2 separate regions of the Homo sapiens genome follow, and region 1 is linked to region 2. The links are chromatin loops, found by intact Hi-C in ENCODE. Cell type or tissue: HCT116. All regions are shown on one strand. Links, peaks and the distances in the headings refer to the core of each region. The heading gives the core; the rest is flanking DNA. Region 1 overlaps CRACD (capping protein inhibiting regulator of actin dynamics). Region 2 overlaps CRACD (capping protein inhibiting regulator of actin dynamics).

Evidence for each region. Peaks named below come from ENCODE experiments on the same cell type or tissue, not always from the same donor. Only the 100,000 strongest peaks of a DNase experiment are listed, where the experiment ranks them.
Region 1: a loop joins it to region 2, with 8 times the contacts of the local background. A loop is called at or near these places in 14 of 110 quality-filtered maps.

The regions. Positions count from the first base shown.
Region 1 is chr4:56,124,001-56,134,305 of GRCh38, forward strand. All of the region lies in intron 1 of CRACD (capping protein inhibiting regulator of actin dynamics), which reads left to right. Among named protein-coding and RNA genes, the nearest start is that of CRACD, 80 kb to the left of the region's middle. In HCT116, for the core only: a CTCF peak has its summit at 5,586; a DNase peak (open chromatin) is centred at 5,601; H3K27ac peaks cover 496 bases.
Region 2 is chr4:56,297,388-56,307,692 of GRCh38, forward strand. It overlaps CRACD (capping protein inhibiting regulator of actin dynamics), which reads left to right. Exons shown (of 11, transcript NM_001393381.1): 4 at 827-962; 5 at 10,148-10,305. The coding sequence starts at 843. Among named protein-coding and RNA genes, the nearest start is that of AASDH, 85 kb to the right of the region's middle. In HCT116, for the core only: a CTCF peak has its summit at 4,294 (motif pointing left); DNase peaks (open chromatin) are centred at 4,014 and 4,264.

The sequences.
Region 1 (10,305 bases), core at 958-8,957, 170 kb before region 2:
GATCTTGGCTCACTGCAACCTCTGCCTCCCAGGTTCAAGCCATTGTCCCGCCTCAGCCTCCCAAGTAGCTGGGATTACAGGTGCCTGCCACCACACCCAGCTAATTTTTGAATTTTTAGTAGAAATGGGGTTTCACCATGTTGGCCAGGCTAGTCTTGAACTCCTGACCTCAGGTAATCCACCTGCCTCAGCCTCCCAAAGTGCTGGGATTACAGGCGTGAGCCACTGTGCCCGGCCAAAATAATTTTTTAATGATGGAAATGTCTGTACATACACAAAGGTAGAGAGAGATAGTATAATAAACCCTTGTGAATCCATCACCCAGATTTGACAGTTATCAGCATGTGACCAATCTTGTTTCGTGTATATCCCACCCCTGCTGGAGTATTTTAAAGCAAATTCTAGACATTATATCATTTTATCTGTAAATTCTCCATTATGTGTCTTATCAGAACAGGACTCTTTTAAAATATAATCACAGTCCTGGTATCACACCTAAAAATAATAATAATTCCTTAATATCTAATATCTAGTCAGTGTTCAGATTTTCCTATTTCACAAATGTCCTTTTATAGTCCAATTTTTCTATTTTATAGATGTCTTTTTATAGTTGCTTTGTTTAAATCACGGTCCAAATAAGTTTCTTACATTGCATTTGGTTGAGATATTTCTTAATTCTCTTTTAATCCATAAACATTGCCTCTCTTTTTTTTCTTAACATTTGTTGAAGAAACATGGTTATTTGTCCTGTAGAATTTCTTATGTTGTCTTTCCCTACTTTTGGTAGAGGAAGAGTTGCTTTTCATTCCTGTAAAGTCTAGGAGGGGATAGTAGAACAATTGTGGGCTCTAATATCCCTAAGTGGAGCCGCTGGCCACTGGGAAGCAGAGAGAGACAAAAACCAGCTTGAGAATCCCAGTGCACTATGTGAGGACCTTTTTCTGTGATGCTGAGTGTATATTTAATGATATGCTTTAATTTTTTGAAAACATAAGTTTACAGGTGTTCAAAAAATTAATCTCCTTTAACCAGAATATCATTTAATTAGAAATATCCAACGTTATGTTCATTCTAAAAAGCTAGGTTTGGGGAATGGATACTTTCATAGTAAAGAAGATGTTGTGTGATACTTTGGGACCATGTGACTATCTTTGTCCCCATGTAAAAATCACTTTCACCCAGTGACTTTTGCATCCACTGATGATTCTTGCCTAAATGAGTTATGACCTGAGGATTGCAAAATGTTGATTTTTTTAAATTGTATTGTTTCTTCTACATTTATTAGCTAGTATTCTCCTGTAAAGAAAAGTCTTTGGTATTTTTCTCCCCTTGCTTTTATTTGCCCTCTGATTACCCTGCCTCTTTTTCTTTCATCATTTTATACTCATGGATTTTAAATTTTTTTATTAAAAACAATTTTTTTTTTAGAGACAGGGTCTTGCCCTGTCACCCAGGCTGCAATGGTGCAGATGGTGCAAATGGTGCATGGCTCACTGCATCCTCAACCTCCTGGGCTCTAGCAGTCCTCCCACCTCAGCCTTCTGAGTAGCTAAGACTACAGGCATGTGCCACTATGCCTGGCTTATTTTATTTTTTTGTGGAGATGGGATCTTACTGTGTTGTCCAGGTTTGTCTTGCATTCTTAGCCTCAAGTGATCCTCCTGCCTTGGCCTCCCAAAGTGTTGGGATTACAGGTGTGAGCCACTGCGCCTGACTGGATTTAAAATTTTTAATGTTTATAATCTATTACTGTCATTCTTCTTCTTTTTTTTTTTTTTTTTTTTTTTTGAGATGGAGTTTCGCTCTTGTTGCCCAGGCTGGAGTGCAATGGCACGATCTTGGCTCACTGCAACCTCCGCCTCCCAGGTTCAAGTGATTCTCCTGCCTCAGCCTCCCGAGTAGCTGGGATTACAGGTGCGTGCCACCACACCTGGCTGATTTTTGTATTTTTAGTAGAGACAGGGTTTTACCATCTTGGCCAGGCTGGTCTCGAACTCCTGAACTCAGGTGATCTGCTCACCTCGGCCTCCCAAAATGCTGAGTGGCATGAGCTACTGCACCCAGCCTCTTTATTCTTTTTGATGCTTGTATTGTCCCAAATTTGGCCAGTGGGAAACCCTTCAAGCCAATTCCTGTCCACTTTTAACATGATTTCATTTTGTCTTTGAGCACTTCCTTACTTTTTAGCCTAATAACGTATGCCAGGCTACCTCGTATCTTTCCTGCCCCACACCAAAACTCAGCCATATCTTTAAGGATTTCCACCTTTTAGTGGGGAACAGTATTTAGAAACCAAGATCTGGGCACTAGGTGTACTCTTCGCTTACTTCTATGGCTGTTTATATGTGGTCCTAAGTCTCCAGCTGAGAGTGGAATGCACGTATCAGGCCCTTCAACTTTGCTTAGACAACCCCTTAATCTCTTACAGATCATTTAGGCTTGTTGAAGGTTGAATGAACTGTATTTTTAGTTTCTCCATTCTCTAAGGATAACAATTTGTAGGCTTTTTCCTCTTCTAATTGACTTAGAATTTCACCTGCACTGTTGTTAGCTAAAGAATCTTAGAACTGTAGACTCTCCAGTTTATATCTTTGTACTTTGAAATTGTTTTAACCAGTAGTTCTTTACTAATTTTGAGTCTTAGCCCATTTTGAAAATCTGATGAAAGTAGATTGTAGACCTAGAAAAATGCTTGTACACCAAAAATTTTTACATACAATTTTATTGGGTTCTTCGACTTCTAAAGCCCAGTTATCTCTATGAAATCAAAATATTATGATCCCACTTGTGTTCTAACCCTATTATTTTATATATAAGGAAGCTTGGGATCCATGAGAGTTGGGGTGACTAGCAGAAACAAGACTAGCATCTAGGGCTGGTTGGGTTTGTTTTTTGTTACTGTTTGTTTGTTTTCTATTCTCATGAAAAAGAATTGGTTTGCTCTCCTGCTATGCTTTGAATGTTTGTATCCCTTCCAAAATTTATAGGTTAAAACTTAATCCCCAATGTGACAGTGTTGGGAGATGGGGCCTTTTTGGGAGATGTTTATGGAACTTGGGAGGCGGAGCCCTCATGAGTAGGTTAGGTGCTCTTATGAAAGGGCTTGATGGAGGGAATAAGCTCTCTCTTGCCCTTCTGCCTCCTGCCATATGAGGACATGGTGTTTCTCCCCTCTGGAGGACACAGCAGGAGGGCCCTTGTCAGATGCTAGTGCCTTGATCTTGGACTTCCCAGCCTCTAGATCTGTGAGAAAATAAATTTTTGTTTCTTATATATTACTCTATCTCAGATATTCTGTTAAAGCAGCACAAACGGACTAAGACACCCTCATTTATATCTCTGCATAAGCTCTGGAATTTAGGGAGAAAAATAACTTTATTAGAAAGAATAGCCTGTAGAGGAAAGAGAGGAGTGCATTTTTTCTTTTTTTAAGAACAAGAGTTCATAGAAGCAGGGTAACTGAGTTTTCCAGTTTAAAAAGGATAAATTTTTTTGTTACTGAAATTATGTTTCCTAGAATTCCTTCTTCTCTCTTCTTCTGCCTTAATATTTAACTTCAAAGGTGGCTGATACTTTTGGAGGCAGAGGCCAAAGATAATGTTTTCGGAAGGTAATAGATTATAGAATTTTCTACCTGTGAACAAGAGCATCCTCTGTTGTATAGCACCTATTTCCCTAGGGTCTCATGAGATAGATGTCTGGGTGTGCATGGCTGGTGTTGTGAAATGCTGTCAGAGGTCATTCTCAGTTGTCACTGAGCCATATGCAGTTCTTTAGGATTGATGTGTGGTTTCCTGCAGAGACCCTGTTATTCAGCACACCATTGTGACCTTCAATATGGAAAGCCTCATTAAATCTCGGCCTTGCTCCAGAAAGCCAGAGCCAGCTCCAAGGCAGCACATATGGAAGCTGTCTGTAGGCTTTGCTTGCACAAAGGGACACTCCTATTGCATTGTCCTTAGTATCACAATGGGTGGAAGGGGAAAATATGACTGTTTTCTCTCTAGAGTTTTCTTTTAGTGGAAGACATTGATTGAAGTACAGGAAGGCACTAGAATTTGAGCGAAATAAAATGGGAGTCGTCACCATGTCCCCATCATATCAATATTTCCTGATGTGTGCTTGAATGAATGTGTGTGGGGGTGTGGTCTAGGGAGGGGGCTGAAAGTTTTAAAAAGCTGGGAAAATGTAGTTCTATTAAATGTAACTGAACCTGGGAATGATTTTAACCCAAACTGCCTAGATGGAGAGAGTCTATAAAATAATACATGACTTTAATTTAGTGCTTTCCATAGAGCATAAAGTGTCTGCAAAGCATGACTTAAAGACTTCTGAGAACACGATTGAGAGCTTATGAGGATGAAATGGAGTTCCTCTCTCTCTCTTTGTATGAACAGTAATCCTTAGTCACTGCGAATTCTGAAATTTTTTTGGCCTGGTGCCTTGTGTTATAGTTAATTTGTGGCTGGGCAGAGCTTTCATTCCATTGTTGTAAATGCTTCTTGACAAGGGTGACTGGATCCTTTTCTATTATTTTGATTGTTCAAAGTGGAAACACAATTAGGAAGGTGCCTCAATTTTTATTTTTATGAAATTGATGGATAAATGATGTTCAAATAAGATGTAAATGAAAATACTGCTTAAGAAGTTTCTGTACGTAGGAGGCTGAGGAGAGAGGATGCTTTGAGCCCAGGAATTTGACGCCAACCTGGGTAAGATAGGGAGACCCCCCACCTCAGAAACCAACAAAAGGAATTTTCTGAACCTCCCGCATAAAATGTTCTTTTCTACATTAAAATAAAAAATCAAAGACCATATTCTGTGATAACTGGAAAATCCCTAAAGATAGTTTAAAATCAATAATAAACTTAGCTATATTCACTAATATTGTTTGGGTCAGTAAGAAAAAATATTTCTGGGTAAAATTTCTTCAGCAAGTATTTATTCTTTAATAGCCAAGAAGATATATAAACAGTTATTTTTGGGACCTATTTTTAAAAAAACTAATCGTACTGTGAAAATGTTTTACCTATTTATAAAACCTTTTGTTTTTTAATTTAATTTTTATATTATTTAATTTTAAAAATGTCTTTGAGACAAGGACTCACTCTGTCACCCGGGCTGGAGTGTGGTAGCATAATCATGGCCTGCTGCAGCCTCAACCTCCTGGGCTCAAGCAATCCTCCCCCCTCAGCCTCCTGAGTAACTGGGACTACAGGCGCATGCCTGGCTAATTTTTAAATTATTTGTAGAGATGGGGGCTCCCTAGGTTGCCCAGGCTGGTCCTGAATTTCTGGGCTCAAGTGATCCTCTTGTCTCAGCCTCCCAAAGTACTGGGATTACGGGTATGAGCCCCACACCGGCCAAAATTTTTTCTTGTAATTTTCATCAGTGATTGATTCTGAGAACACAAAGGCAAAAAGCCTTAGGGCCTCGTGTGAACTGGCTTCTTTGTTGTCTGGATTTAGATTTTCAGTACACAGATTTGCAATGACTTTACAGATTCAGGCTTTTAAGACCAACTCCCTGGAAACTGTTAACTTCCTCCTTGATGTGCTGCACCGTGGGGCTGCTGCCACCAGGTGGATGCTGGTGCCTAGGTGATGGTCACCTGTCCACACTGGAGGGCACTCGATGATGCAGCAGTTTAGCACGCTTTTATGGAACTGACCATGCGTCAGGCACTGTGCCCGGCACTAGGGATACAAAGATGGATAAGACAGAATCCTGGCCCAGAAAAAGCTTACAGTAGAGAGTGGGAGGCAGATACAAAACCCAGGGATGTGATAGGATTATGCGTACAGTGCTACAGAAGCACAAAGAAAAAATGTGACCATGGAATGTGTCCTGAAGGGAACTTCTGTCTGAGCTGTACCATGAGGGATGACTGTGAGTTTGATTCAAGTGAGAATAGTCTTGAAGATAATGGATTTCAGCAGAACATAACTTACTTATGCTATATAGCTATGTTTTTCTATAAAGCAGTAACCAGGCCAGGCACAATGGCTCATATGTGTAGTCATGGCACTTTGGGAGGCTGAAGCGGACAGACCACTTGAGCTTAGTTTGCGACCAGCTTGGGCAACATGGCGAGACCCCGTCTCTACAAAAAATACAAAAATTAGCTGGATATGGTGGCACCCACCTGTAGTCCCAGCTACTTGGGAGGCTGAGGTGGGAGGATTGCTTGAGCCCAGGAGGTTGAGGCTATAGCAAGCCGTAAACTGTACTTCAGCCTGGGTGACAGAGCAAAACCCTGTCTCAAAAAAAACCCCTAAAAACTGTAACCATAATCTCAACAAATCTAAAAATCCTAAATCTCCAATTACTAACGATAACAATTAATGTAATGTATATAGGAAAATAACTTGGAGCAAGATTTAGAAGAATATAAATATTTTAATATATTTATCTTCTGATTAATCCTCAGTTGTTATCAAACAATTCTTATTCCAATATTGGCTTAAAACCCTCTTAAAATTACCCTAAATCTTTTAAGATCAAAACTCAGTGTAACCTTCCTTCCCTATCACTCCTTATCTTTCTATTTTATTTATCCGTTTATCATCTATAATTTCTCTTATTTATCAGAATTAAGGACTTCCAGCTAAGTTGAAATTTTAAAAAAAGGCTTTGCATTCCAGCTTATCCACTTTATTTGATTTGCTCATCTACTAGTTGGTTAGTACACAATGCTTAGTAATGTCATAGTTGTTTTTTTTCCTGTTTCTTTTCATGGGACAAAATTGGCTTTCTGCCAACCTTATTTACATTTTCCTTCTATTCCACCCCATGAAGCTGCCTTTTCCTGGGCACTGTCTCCTTCTCTCTCCCTGTCTTCTCCTCTTCCCACTTCCCCTCTCCACCTCTCCATCTCCCTCTCCCTCTCTCCTTTTTCCTCTGCTTTCAGAAAAGGGTTAGAGATTAGTCATTTGCCACTTCTTGTGGTTCATTTCCTTATATGTAAAATGGAGGCAGTGATGCTTGTCTGACTGCTCATAAGCTTGCTTGTTATAAGCAGAAAATAAAACATAACCTGGATGAAAAATGCTTTGTGAATCATAAAGCAGAACATATGTTAAATGCATTATTATAGCCTTTTGTCTGTACACTAGTATGAATTTAAATCAATATACTGCTATTAATTTAAATTCTTAGGTTCTTAAGTCCCGGTTGAGCTACAACGTGGTATAACCTAGGCTCTGGAGTCTGGTAGATTGGTCCAAGTCACTTAATGTTTCTAAGACTCTGTTTCCTCATCTCGATTAAGTGCTATAGTATCCATTTTACAAAGTTGTAGAGTTTGAATGGGTTGACCTAATGTGCCACAGAATGCCACATTACAGACGATTAAGAGATTATCTTTTCCTTCTTTCCTTCCTTTTTCCAGTGAGAGCCAGAGATTGCTTTTTGGTCAGGTCATCTAAAGATGTTGCTGAAATCGTATATAGGCAGGCACAAATGGTATCTTCTTTTGCCCATGAAGGTGGAACAATAAAGCTTTAAATGCAGTTTGATGAGCTCAGGTTTGTACTTGTGTAGTATGGAGCTTTCTATAGGGCCTGCTCTTGTGAACAGCAATCCCAGGGGATTCTGAACATAATGGATCTGGGGAGACACTGTTCCAAACCTTCCTTTGTGGTCTCTTATTTTATTGAGTAATGCTTTCTTTTAGAGTATTTAATTTTTTTCATGTTGTAGAAGTAATACAGTCTCATCATAAATGCAGAAACATAATATGGGCAGTGAAAAGATTCTTATAAAGCCTTCCCCCTAAGTTAATACTATTAATACAGTTTGTAGTTCTCTAGATTTTAAATGAACATGTCATAATGCATTTATATATGTTAAAATAGTATATATAACAAATACATCATTTATTTTACAAAATTTGGGTTATATTATAAATATTGATACTTTGCTTTTCTGATGTAACTATATTTTTGGATCTTTTTCCATGTAAATACGTAGAAAACTTCTGTAACATTCAACAACTTTGAGGGAGTTCTACATGATAATAGTGAAGAATATGGCTATACATTCAATTATATTTTATTATTATTTTTAGACAGGGCCTTGCTCTGCCTTGGCTAGAGTGCAGTGGTGCAACCACAGCTCCTGTAACCTTTACCTTCCAGGCTCAAGCAGTCCTCCCACCTCAGCCTCTCGAGTAGCTGATACCACAGGCATGTGCCTGGCTAATTTTTTTTGGTATTTTTAGTAGAGATGGGGTTTCACCATGTTGCCCAAGCTGGTCTCGAACTTCTGGGGTCAAGCGACCCGCCCACCTTGGCCTCTCAAAGTGCTGGGATTACAGACATGAGCCACCGTGCCTAGCCAATAATTTTGTTTTCTTTTAAGACAGGGTCTCACTCTATTGCCCAGTCTGGAGTGCAGTGGTGTGATCACGGCTCACTGCAGCCTCAACCTTCCAGACTCTAGCAGTTCTCCCAACTCTCAGCCTTGCCAGTAGCTGGGGCTACAGGGGTGCACCACCACATTTGGTTAATTTTTTTGTATTTTTTGTAGGGTTTCACCATATTGCCCAGGCTGGTCTCAAATTCTTGGGCTCAAGTGATCTGCCTGCCTTGACCTCCCAGAGTGTTATCTGTCTTCTCTGTTCTGATTGGCTATATCACAAACTCCACACTTCCTCATATTTCACTTCATCTTGCTTGGTAATGGTTTCTGTATAAATTGACCATACTGTAAGCTTCTAGAGGGCAGACACATCATTTCCAAAGGACGCAGCATAAGACAGGATGATTAGTAGTCGTGGTAACTTGCTAGACACATATTTATTTTTATTAGATGCTCTCCTGAGATTTCTTTTTCTCCCCTCCCGTTCTCATCAATTAGCTAATAGGCCTAAATTTGAGCATCTAAAATAAAAATATATCATATAGTGCTACTTAGCTATTGGAGGTAATTCAAAGGACCTCTGTGAGGCCAAGAGGCACCAATTTCTGTTGTGCTGGACAGCAGAGCACTCCAATATCTGACCTATTTTTTTGCAATAGCAGACAACACAGCAGAAGCTGTTAGAGGTCTGATTGCCCTTGTAGTTTGCACCCTCGCTGAGTCACTATTTCAGAACTCTTTTAGATTGGTTGGATCCTGTCACCCAGATTTTCTTACGTCTGCAATGTGAAAAACCTGTTTATAAAATTAGAAATTTATTATTTTAAAACAAGAGCAGTCAGTGATGATGCAAATTGTGTTTTATTTTATTCTTTGTCCTGAACGCACTAAATAGAGTAGTAATATATAGATGTGAAAACTCCAACGGGCAATGTGTAGTGTGGGTAAGGCAATAATTTTTATCTTTTTAACATTATCTTCAAAGGAAGCATGAATTTGCTGTTGTTGTTTTGATTGTGGTTATTTTGCAATAAATAAGATGGCACTTTGGTTTTAGAGTTGTCTTCTGCATATCACTGTCTCCCATCAATCAATCAAGCTATCAATTGTCACCCAACAAATATTTAATAAACATGGATTTAAATGTGTAAGAGAAAGTATTACTCAGTTCAACAATATTTACTGAGCATTTATTCTGTGTCAAGCCCCATGCTAGTGGAAGAGATACACTAGTTAACAAGAAGTGAATGTCTTTCTTGTCGAACCTACAATCTGCATGAAAACAAACCTTAAACATGAAATTACAAGGACAATTCAGATTAAATGTACATAAAAATTAAGCTGAATTGGTTGAAACAAGGATATGATTTAGTTCTTTCCCGTAAGGACTTAATAATTTAGTGTCAAAAGATACATATATACATACACATATTTACTCGAATGACAAGTAGAATAAATACCATGGAAGGGGTACAAAAATACTTTGGGGCAAAGACTAGAAAATGATTAATCAGGGCCTCAGGAATTGTGAAAGACTTCATGAATAAGAAATCAGCTTGGCGGGGCGGGGTGGCTCACACCTGTAATCCCAGAACTTTGGGAGGCTGAGGTGGGTGATTGCATGAGCCCCGGAGTTCGAGACCAGCTTGGGCAACATGGCAAAACCCCATCTTCACAAAAAATACATAAATTAGCTGGACGTGGTTGTGCACACCTGTAGTCCCAGCTCCTCGAGAGGCTGAGGTGGGAGGATCACCTGAGCCCAGGAGGTGAAGGTTGTAGTGAGCCGAGATTCCCACCACTGTACTCTAGCCTGGGTGGCAGTGAGACCCTGTCTCAAAAAGAAAAAAAAAAAGAAATCGACTCAGAAGGGTAGACATTTTGGACAGTCAAATAAAGGAAGGAAAAGCATTTTGGATGTTAGTGGCACTAATTAATCATACC
Region 2 (10,305 bases), core at 1,216-9,215:
CAAAACCAGCCTGGGTAACATAGCAAGACCCCAGCCCTACAAAAAATAATATAAATTAGCTGGATGTGGGAGCAGATGTCTGTATTCCTAGCTACTCTGCAGGATCACTTGAGCCCAGGAGTTTGAGGCTACATTGGGCCATGATCACACCACTGCACTCCAGCCTGGGCAACAGAATAAAACCTTGTCTCTAAAAAATATAAATAAATAAAAATAAAAATTTAAAAAGTTTTTGTTGGATACCAGCCACCTATAAGGTGTTCCATATATGCAAAGCCTGTCAGAATGGCCCTAACACAAATGTCTCCCATTTTCCCGAAATTGCTAAAGCATTTATTGTCTCTATCAACAATTCTCTAGTCCTCTTCCAAAGTCTTTGTTTGGGATGTGTACATCTTTCTTCCAGTTTGGTTGTCATCTGAAAGAAAGAAATCCTTGCCTCTTACTTCTAGATTTGCATGTTACTTAATAAATTCTGGTTGGCAAGACTTACTGGGACAAAACTGATAGTGACAGCTCAGCTGGAGAAAGGCTCTTCCAATTAAAAGTTCTGCAGTGCCTTCTGTCTTGGATCCTATACAAATAAGTAACTGTCTTTGTGTTCTCACGGTGAATGGCTCTGAACCAGGGCTATGTAAGAGATGGGGACCCTTTTGTCTACCCAGCTCCTTGGCTGACCCCCAGCAGACAGGGACACAATGCTGAAAGTGCTTGCCGAATGAGACTGGGAATGTGGGTGGAGTCCCTCCAATCAGGAATAATGGAAAACTGAATTGCCAAAAGAAATTTTATCCTAATAAAATGAAGCACATGATTTACCTTCCAGGTCCTTCAACTATTCTATGGGAACCCGGGCATTTTCCCATGACAGTATTTTTATCCCTGATGGGGGAGCAGAAAGTGAGCAGACAGTTCAAGCAATGTCACAGGACAACATCCTGGGCAAAGTCAAAACTCTTCAGGTAAGACAGCTTGAGAGTGGAATTACGAGCCATAGGAGGGGCCCAGTTATGAAGGGAAGTGGGAAAAGTCCCGAGCTTGGCCTTGAGTAATGGATTGGGAGGTCCAGAGGTCACTCCTGGTGAGAATTATTGCTTTCTTGAATTCAACTGTATTCTCTGGAAACCTCCTGCCTACCTGCAAGAGCTACACTATCACCACTGCAGCCATCTGCATGACACACCCTCTCCTTTTCTTTCAAATTGTTCCCTCATATTTTACTGGACATGAAAACAAGTACCCAAGAGAAGCTGCAGGACTTGGGGCCAGGCGCGGTGGCTCAGGCCTGTAATCCCAGCACTTTGGGAGGCCGAGGCGGGTGGATCACTTGAGGCCAGGAATTCAAAAGCAGCCTGGGCAACATGGCGAAACACTGTCTCTACTAAAAATGCAAAAATTAGCTGGATGTGGTGGCACACACCTGTAATCCCAGCTACAAGGGAGGCTGAGGCAGGAGAATCACTTGAATCCGGGAGGCAGAGGTTGCAGTGAGCCGAGATCATGCCACTGCACTCCAGCCTGGGTGACAGAGCAAGGCTCTCTCCCCAACAACAACAACAACAACAAAAAGCTATAGGACTTGGATGAGAGGAAGAGTTCCTAACCGTTAAGCATTGCCCATAATCCCTGAATCAGGGCTGACTGTTGACTGAGCGTGTGCACAACACATATCCACTTTCCGAGTCTCTGTAATTGGACAGTGAATGATACGACTCTATTTTTCTGTTGTATTTGTAAATCTCGCCACCCTAAGCCACCTTGTCTCAGAAGAAAATCACAAAGCTCTTAAGCCACTTCCAGTTCACTCTGCAGAGTGGGGCAGTTTTCCTACCTAAAATCTACTCGGGTGGTACCTCCCTAACAATGAAAATATAATAAATAATTATTCACTACATATGATTGAAATGACAGATAATACAGGAAAAGCAAGAAGAGCAGAGGCACTTAGAGCCTGACTATGAGGTCTGCCTAGCTGCTTGGCAGATAGAATTCTCTCATCTGGCCAGGCACAGTGGCTCACTCCTATAATTCCAGCACTTTGGGAGGCCGAGGTGGGTGGACTGCTTGAACTCAGGAGTTTGAGACTAACCTGGGCAACATGGTGAAACCCCATCTCTACCAAAAATACAAAAGTTAGCCGGGCATGGTTGTGCATGCCTGTAGTCCCAGCTTCTCAGGAGGCTGAGGTGGGAGGATGGCTTGAGCCCAGGAAGCAGAGGTTGCAGTGAACTGAGATTGCACCACTGCATGCCTTCCTGGGTGATAGAGTGAGAGCTTGTCCAAAAAAAAAAAAAAAATTCGCTTACCCAAGAGAAATGCCCAAGCAAGCACTTCTCTGAGGCTCTCCAGCTAGCTGCTTGGAGGGTCTCCAGGTTATGAACAGAGGGCTCTGGTCTGCTGGCTTCCACCTGTCTGTAAGTCTACAACAATGGATTAAATGAATGAATCAATAAACGAGCAAAAAAAAAAAAAGGAAAAGAGAACAACTGCCCTCAGTAGCTACTGATATGCTGAAGCACTGTACTCAGTAGAGATCAGCAGGAGATCGAGACCATCCTGGCTAACACAGTGAAACCCCGTCTCTACTAAAAATACAAAAAATTAGCTGGGCGTGGTGGCAGGCGCCTGTAGTCCCAGCTACTCAGGAGGCTGAGGCAGGAGAATCACTTGAACCCGGGAGGTGGAGGTTGCAGTGAGCCAGGATTGCACCACTGCACTCCAGCCTGGCGACAGAGAGAGATTTCCTCTCAAAAAAAAAAGAAAATTATTTGTGAGGTGTTCTTGTTTCTATGGAGCGTAGGCTGTGTATTTTGTGATATTTTGTGGAAATTGTGTCTGGTCACATATTCCACATAACACCCAGCTAAATGTAGCATGTGGCAGACAGGGAAGTAGCCAAGAGACCTTGGAACGACACCCAACTTGCCTAGGTCTTGATGCCTGCTGCCACCGCTGCCCAAAGCCATAGTCCTGCCCTCAGGGCCAACCCCCAGACATGTCCTTCAAATCTTAGCATTTCCTAACTGGCTTCCATTCTTGGTTCTAGCTGGCCGTGCTCTAACACTTTTTATAGAAAAAGCAAGCTGTGACTTCTTATAGGTTGAAGAAGAGGGAAGTATGGTGATGGCCAAAGAAAACCTTGACCCCCCTCCTCCTTACCTTTCCTTCTTCAAGTCTTTTGATTCTTGCAATATTATTCCTAAGAAGTTGTGAACTTCTGGTTCATTGGATCCCCTTTCTAAGAGGAATGACTTACAGATTTCAGTTCACAAAACAGCTGTATTTTATGAGAGCTTTTTAGGAGTTTTTAAAAAATCAGATAAAAATCTCTTGTCTTCAATGATACCTGCTCTGTCACATCATACCACATGCCACTGCCACGCCAAGAAGTGGATTTAGTGTTGTAAAAAAGTATACTATATAATTCTGCAGTATTGGAAAGATAGAAACCCAATAAAAATATTTCTGTTAACAGTAAGGCGTGATTTTAAATAACCTGATGTCATAATTAATAAAATGTAAAATGACTAACTTCCCCGAAGTGACAATTGCATAAACACAGGAAGAAAAATGTGAGTAAAGCAGAATAACTGTTTAATTTGTGTGCGCTCATTTTGACAATATCTATTCAGATGAAGTCTGCCTAGTTTTGCTTCCGCTGCATGGATTCACAAGCTTCCTTTCAGCTCTGTAGTTATACTTTTGAAAACATAAAAGGCTTTGTTCATTCTTTGAGGAGGGAAATGGGGACCATTATCATAGAAAATGTGATTTTTTTTTTGGCGTGACTTGAGATATAACTGAATCATCCCCAAAAAGACTGTGCTTTATTTTTCAGTCGACTAAGCAGTATGTTCCTGGTAAGTCGTAGAAGTGATAGTAACTTTATTAACTTGCATGAATGCTTTGCATTTTTCCATGACAACGTGATGCTGGTATTGATGCTTAGTAAGCAGCCTAAGAGACCGCCCCCTTGTAGATGCCAGCATGGAATGAGAGAATTTAGTTGTGTCTGAGGCATGTATGTTTTTATGTCTGGAATTGTCTTTGTGTATGTGTGTATGTTTATTTTTAAAAAGAGAGAAGTAATGGAAAACACCTATTTGACAGTGTATGTCCTGGCAAGCTGATTAGCCACCATTATTAAGACATTCTTCTGAGATGAGATGTCTACTGGAGTGCCTTTTTTCTCTGTGGCTTAAGAAACTTCCCAGCCCTTCGAGTTCCTAGAGACCCACGGAAGGGTGTCTGTCTGTAATGCCTGCCTTTGGAAAGGCTGCCCTCTAGTGCCTGCACATGGTGGGCTCACCGAGAACTGTCTTAGTTTGCAGGTTGGTATCTCTCCACGGAGTACAGAAGAACTCAATACAGCAAAAACCAGCCTCCCCTTTCCTGAGTAATGTGAATCTACCATCTGCCACAATTTCTGTGGCAGATTTAAAAGAAAAAAATCACTATTTAAAAGAAAAATCACCATTTTTTTTCTAAAGATAAAAATAGTGCACGTGCAGAGTGAAAACAAATTTTAATATATGGGGCAGTTATAGGGACAAAACCAACAGTGGTGTCCTTTGTGAGGACTCTGTACATAACAGAGTCGCTCTGTGGCCAGTAGTGTGAATACCATTTGAATGAGTGACAGAATGCAGTGGAATATAAAGCCAGCCCCACCTGGCTGTATGGCTTTGGGTGAAGTCGTTCAACCTCTCTGGCACTTTCTCCTCCTGAAAACTAAGGGGCATGCACACAAGGGGTGATCTCAGGGCCCCTCCTGCTCTTAAGATCTGCGATCTCTATACAATCACTATTGAACTGCTGTAGCATGGAGCGGCTTCAGAAGCTTCGCACTTCGTTGCATTTCAGCTACAATGACCTTGACATTCCCTACAGCTGCCCACCAGCATGGATCAGGGAGGGTGCCTGTTTGTGTAAGATCAGACCGGGCTGTGAGGTATGTACCAACTGGTGATAAAACTCAGGGGTACCACAGTCTGAGGCTGCAGGTAATTGTTAGGATTATACCACACCTTTGTCAGGAAATGCTTAGTCTGTTTGTACCACGGATTATCTGGTGTAGGAGGGAACACCGCCATCCTGAGTGGCTTGTATCTCCCACCGAGCTGGATTTCACTTACAAATACCAAAGTCATACATTCGGGGATTTTGACACCTTACTGCAGCTGTCAAGGACACAAAGAATAAACACCCGCTCTTAGCCACTTCTTCCTAGAGCAGGATGTCTTTAATTCTGTATGCTTTTTCTTTTTTTTTATTATTATTCATTTTAACTATGGAGATACCTGTAGTTTGCTCAAAAAGACAGCAACTTTACTTATTTATTTTTTTCTGCTTTGCTCTTTAGACATAGTCTGAAGGATAGGAAAATCTAGACACTGGCAGAGAGCTGCAGAATATGGTGTGCTCGGCATTTCCACATTGTAGGAATAAGCCTTATAAATATGGATATGCATTCCTGTAATGTCATTCTCCAGCATTCCACATTACAACAAAATGGTCCAATTTGAATGAATAAAATATAGTTCCTTGTAGCTCACATTCCAGTCTCAACAGTAACTCCATTCATGGCCACCAGCAACATGGAGTGTCAGTTGAGGCACAGATTTCCACTCTCCCTTCTGTTTATACTTCCCATGTGTATAAAGAAGGAGTCTGGAGGCTGGGTGTGGTGGCTCATGCCTATAATTCGAGCACTCTGGGAGGTCGAGGTGGGTGGATCACTTGAGGCCAGGAGTTCAAGACCAGCCTGGCCAGCATGGTGAAACCCCATCTCTACTAAAAATACAAAAATTAGCAGGACGTGCAGGCATGTGCCTGTAATCCCAGCTACTCGGGAGGCTGAGGCAGGAGAATCGCTTGAACCCCAGAGGCGGAGGCTGCAGTGAGCCGAGATCGTGCCATTGGCACTCCAGACTCGGTGACAGAGCGAGACTCCTTTGTAGGAAAAAAAAAAAAAAAGAAAGAAGGAACCTAGGGATATATATTTTTTTTAAAGATGGGAGGAGTAGTAGTTTATCTCTCTGAAAACTTAAAGTCTGGCTTATCTTAACAGTCTGGTTTTCAGTGATTGTTTATTTCATAGTTCCTCTCATGACAATGCCTGAGTAGTGGGCAGAATTAAAGTAACAAAAAAGACACATTTATCCACATAGTCAATTCACATGACACCTGAGATTGTCAAACAGGTGTGAGCAGTAAACTTAATTGTTGATACAATAAATCACACAAAATGTCCTAACAACCAGTCTCCTCTGAGTTGGCTGAAGGAAGCATTCGGAGGAGGTACCACAGGGAGAGCCTGTAGGGGCGAGGCCTTGGCCTTGGCCTTGGGTACCTGAGGACTGAGCACCATGCGTCGGACCCTGAGTCCTGCCCTGGCCTGGGTCCACTGTCTCATCCCAGATGGCTGTAGGGCATGTCTTCGAGGACAGTGCTTCGTCTGGACATAGAAACTGTAGCCCTCCTCTTCGTCACAGCCACCATTCTCCTCTTTCATCGCAGTTTCTCTTCCTAAGTTCCCCAGCCACCAGCCTGAGTTTGTTTTCTCTGGGGGGATTTCAAGTCAATTTCTTTACTAAGATGCACACTTTCATTCTAAAAGGCAACAGCATGATGCTGATTTTGCCAGGATGAACATATCTGTGACATACGTGATAGATACATTCTGCTTCCCTCCCTCCCTCTGCCTCTTCTCCCTCTGCCCTCCCCTGCCAACATCCCCCAGCTGTTGTAACTGCAGCTGGTCTGCTCTTCCTGGGCCCTGCTCCCTCTTCTTGCCTATGCATTTTCTCTGTTCCCTGTCCCTTCCTCTCGAATTGCCTCTTTAATTCTCAACTTCACTTCCTAACATTACTCTTTTCATTTCTCTGCTTTGCACCAGGCACCTTCTTTTTCCTGTTCTTATTCCTTTTTTTTTTTTTTTTTTCTTTCCATGTTCTCTTTTCTGTTTGTAGATATAATAGTCATTCCATCTTTGGACATTATTTCAATTCAGACTGTGATTACATTTTGCCTTATTCTTTTTTTGTCTCTTAAGCATCAGGATGGACCAACATGAGTATTATAACAAGGGCTCTAATGAAGTAAAACAGGCCAGGTGTGATGGCTCATGCCTGTAATGCCAGCACTTCGGGAGGCGGAGGCAGGAGGACTGCTTGAGTCTAGGAGTTCCCGACCAGCCTGAGCAACATAGCAAGACCCCACCCACCTCTACAAAAATTTTAAAAATTAGTTGGGCATGGTGGTGTGCATCTGTAGTCCCACCTATTTAGGAGGCTGAGGTGGGAGAATTCCTTGAGCCCAGGAGTTTGAGGCTGCAGTGAGCTATGATGGCACTACTGCACTTTAGCCTGGGCAACAGAAGGAGACCCCAACTCTAAAAAAATAAAATTTAATTTAAAAAATTTAAAATGAAGTAAAGTTTAAGTATATTCAATTTTTGTGTGTGTGATGATGGCAAAAATCCTAATTAAATGGTATTAGAGTGTTAGGCCAGGTCCTCCTTGGAAATTCATTAAAGAATTATCCTTTCCAGCGGGGTGCAGTGGTTCATACCTGTAATCCCAGCACCTTGGGAGCCTAATGCAGGAGGATCAGTGGAGCCCAGGAGTTTGAGACGAGCCTGGGCATCATGGTGAGACCCCGTCACTACAAGAAAATCTGAAAATTAGCCAGGTGTGGTGGTCGATGCATGTGGTCCTAGCTACTTGGGAGGCTAAGGCAGGAGGATCACTTGAGCCCAGGACATCCAGGCTGCAGTGAGCTATGATCATGCCACTGCACTCTAGCCTGTGCGACAGAAAGAGACCCTGTCTCAGAAAAAAAGGAATTATCCTTTCCACTGTAAGCACAAGAAATGTCCTCATCTCAGCATTGGTAAAAAGCAGACCCTCCCACCAGGACATGTCTCAATCTAAGGGGATTTAGAACAGTTTCCAGTTCTTGGCCAACACTCCTAGAGAAGGCTGGGCTGGGCGGACACAGGAACCATTCTTCTGCACAGGTCCCCACCCCCTCTCCCAAGGCTGCAGGGTGAAATGGGCCTGTTACCTTGTTATTCCATGTCCTCTTGTCTAACTCCATCCATTGGCTGTTCTAACCATGCCTGCTTATTGATTTGCTTAGAGTAGATAGATACTACCTGCCACTTCCTGTTGGACTTGTTTTTAGAAGACACCCTTTTCAGCCTTCTCCTCCCCACAACCCTTCCAGGCTGCTGACGCTGTACTTCCCTTGCTGAACTTGGCTTTTCATGTGTGCTCCTGTCCTGTGAGGCTGGGAGAGCCAGGCATACAAGCCCTTGCCTGGCTGTGCTCCTGACTTGGCATGCTGGGGTCCCCAGGGGGCATGTGGAGGGGACCCTTGGGCTTATCTCTATTATATCTCTGCAGTCTCACTGCCCACTGTGCAAGGCTGAGGGGGAGCTGGGCAAAGGTGGGTGGTTTTGGTACCGCTGAGTTCAAAGGGAGAGAAGACATTTCCCTCAAGGGATTCTTGCGCCAGGGAACATCATTGAAGTATTAGAAATACTCTGCCTCTTTATTTCTGCCCCTGGAAGAAAGAAGTACAAAGTCAAATTTATGAGCACCAGTGGAGTACAATGAAAACAACACTGAATGTTATTTTTAAAAGACCTGAGTTCAGATTCCTTTTGAGCCACTCATTCTTTCCGTAAGCTTGGGCCAGTCACCTCTCTCCACTGGGCCTCAGACATTTTTTGCAAAGTGAGGGGTTTGGAGTAGGTGATTGCTATGGCTTTTTGCAGCTCTGTGGGGTTAAATATTAGCCAGATTAGAGATAAATATCAGGCCAGGTGTGGTGGCTCATGCCTGTAATCCCAGCACTTTGGGAGGCCGAGGTGGGCGGATTGCTTGAGACCAGGAGTTTGAGACCAGCCTGGGCAACTTGTTGAAACCCCATCTCTACAAAAAATACAAAAGTTAGCTGGCTGTGGTGGTGCATGCCTGTAATCCCAGCTACTTGGAAGGCTGAGGTGGGAGGATCACCTGAGCATGGGAGAATCATCTGAACCTGGGAATTCAAGGTTGCAATGAGCCAAAATTGGGCCACTGCACTCCAGCCTGGGCAACAGAGCGAGACCGTGTCTCAAACAAACAAACAAACAAACAAACAAACAGAGAAAGATGAACATTTCAGAAAATATATTCTTTGAGGAATATAATGACTATGTAACCCAAGGACCTAGGTCTAGAGCAGTGGTTCTCAGCTGGGGGCAATTTTACCCCCCAGGGGACTTTGGGCAACTTCTGGAGACATTTTTGCTTTTCTAATCTGGCCTTCCTCTACTTGCAAATACTATTTAATCTTCCGAATTTCTACCCCATTTTCCCCTCCCTTTTCCCTGTCCTTCTAGCCACCACTCACCAGTAGTCAGTCCCTCCCTGGCTTTTCCCCATTTGGTTCCTCTGTCTCCTTTGTCACGGTTAGGTGGCCACAGCAAGGCAAAGAGGACGTCCAGATTGTTCCTATCCTTTATAGGGTTTTAGTATTGATCATGGAAAGACTTGCTGGCCCTGGGGCCTTCTTTGCCTTGGCAGCGACCCAGTGTGGCAGAATGCAATGTTCTGGTTTGGGGTCTCAAGCTAAGGGCTGGTGAGGAAGGCTGCGGAAGTATAAATCTTCAAAGTGAATATGTCCCAAAGGGGCTGGAGAGTTGCACCAACCTTTAGGGTCTTGATTTCCCTCAGTGGTTCCTACATTTCATGTAACTGTTTTCTATAATTTTTTTTGCACTTTTAAGAGACTTTTTATGTAAATGAATTTATAGGTTAATGAAAAATTTTTGTCATAACATATATCCCAACTTTTGGTTCAGAAAATGTGGCCACCATGCCCACTGGGAAATGTTGGGATCTCCATGAAAGAGGTGGCTGGATGAAAAAGCTCATGGCTTGAAGGTGGGAAAGAAAAAAAAAGAAAAGAGAAGAAAGTGGAAAACAAATTAACTTATTACAGGATGGCATCATGGTTTCCTGGCATGGTGTTGAGTCTAGAAATCAGTTGTGCACAAGGTATGCCTCAGTGCTCACTAGACATGCTGGAGAACCTGGTTGTGGTGGTTGTGAACTGCTTCACTGCTTCAGAATGTCTTTCTTCTGTTTCTCTCCAGCAACAGTTGGGCAAGAATATCAAGTTTGGGCAGCGGTCACCCAATGCCATTCCCATGAATAAGGCAAACAGTGGAGAGGCTAGCTTAGAAGAGGATCTGTTCCTGACCAGTCCCATGGAAATTGTGACTCAGCAGGACATCGTCCTCTCAGACGCAGA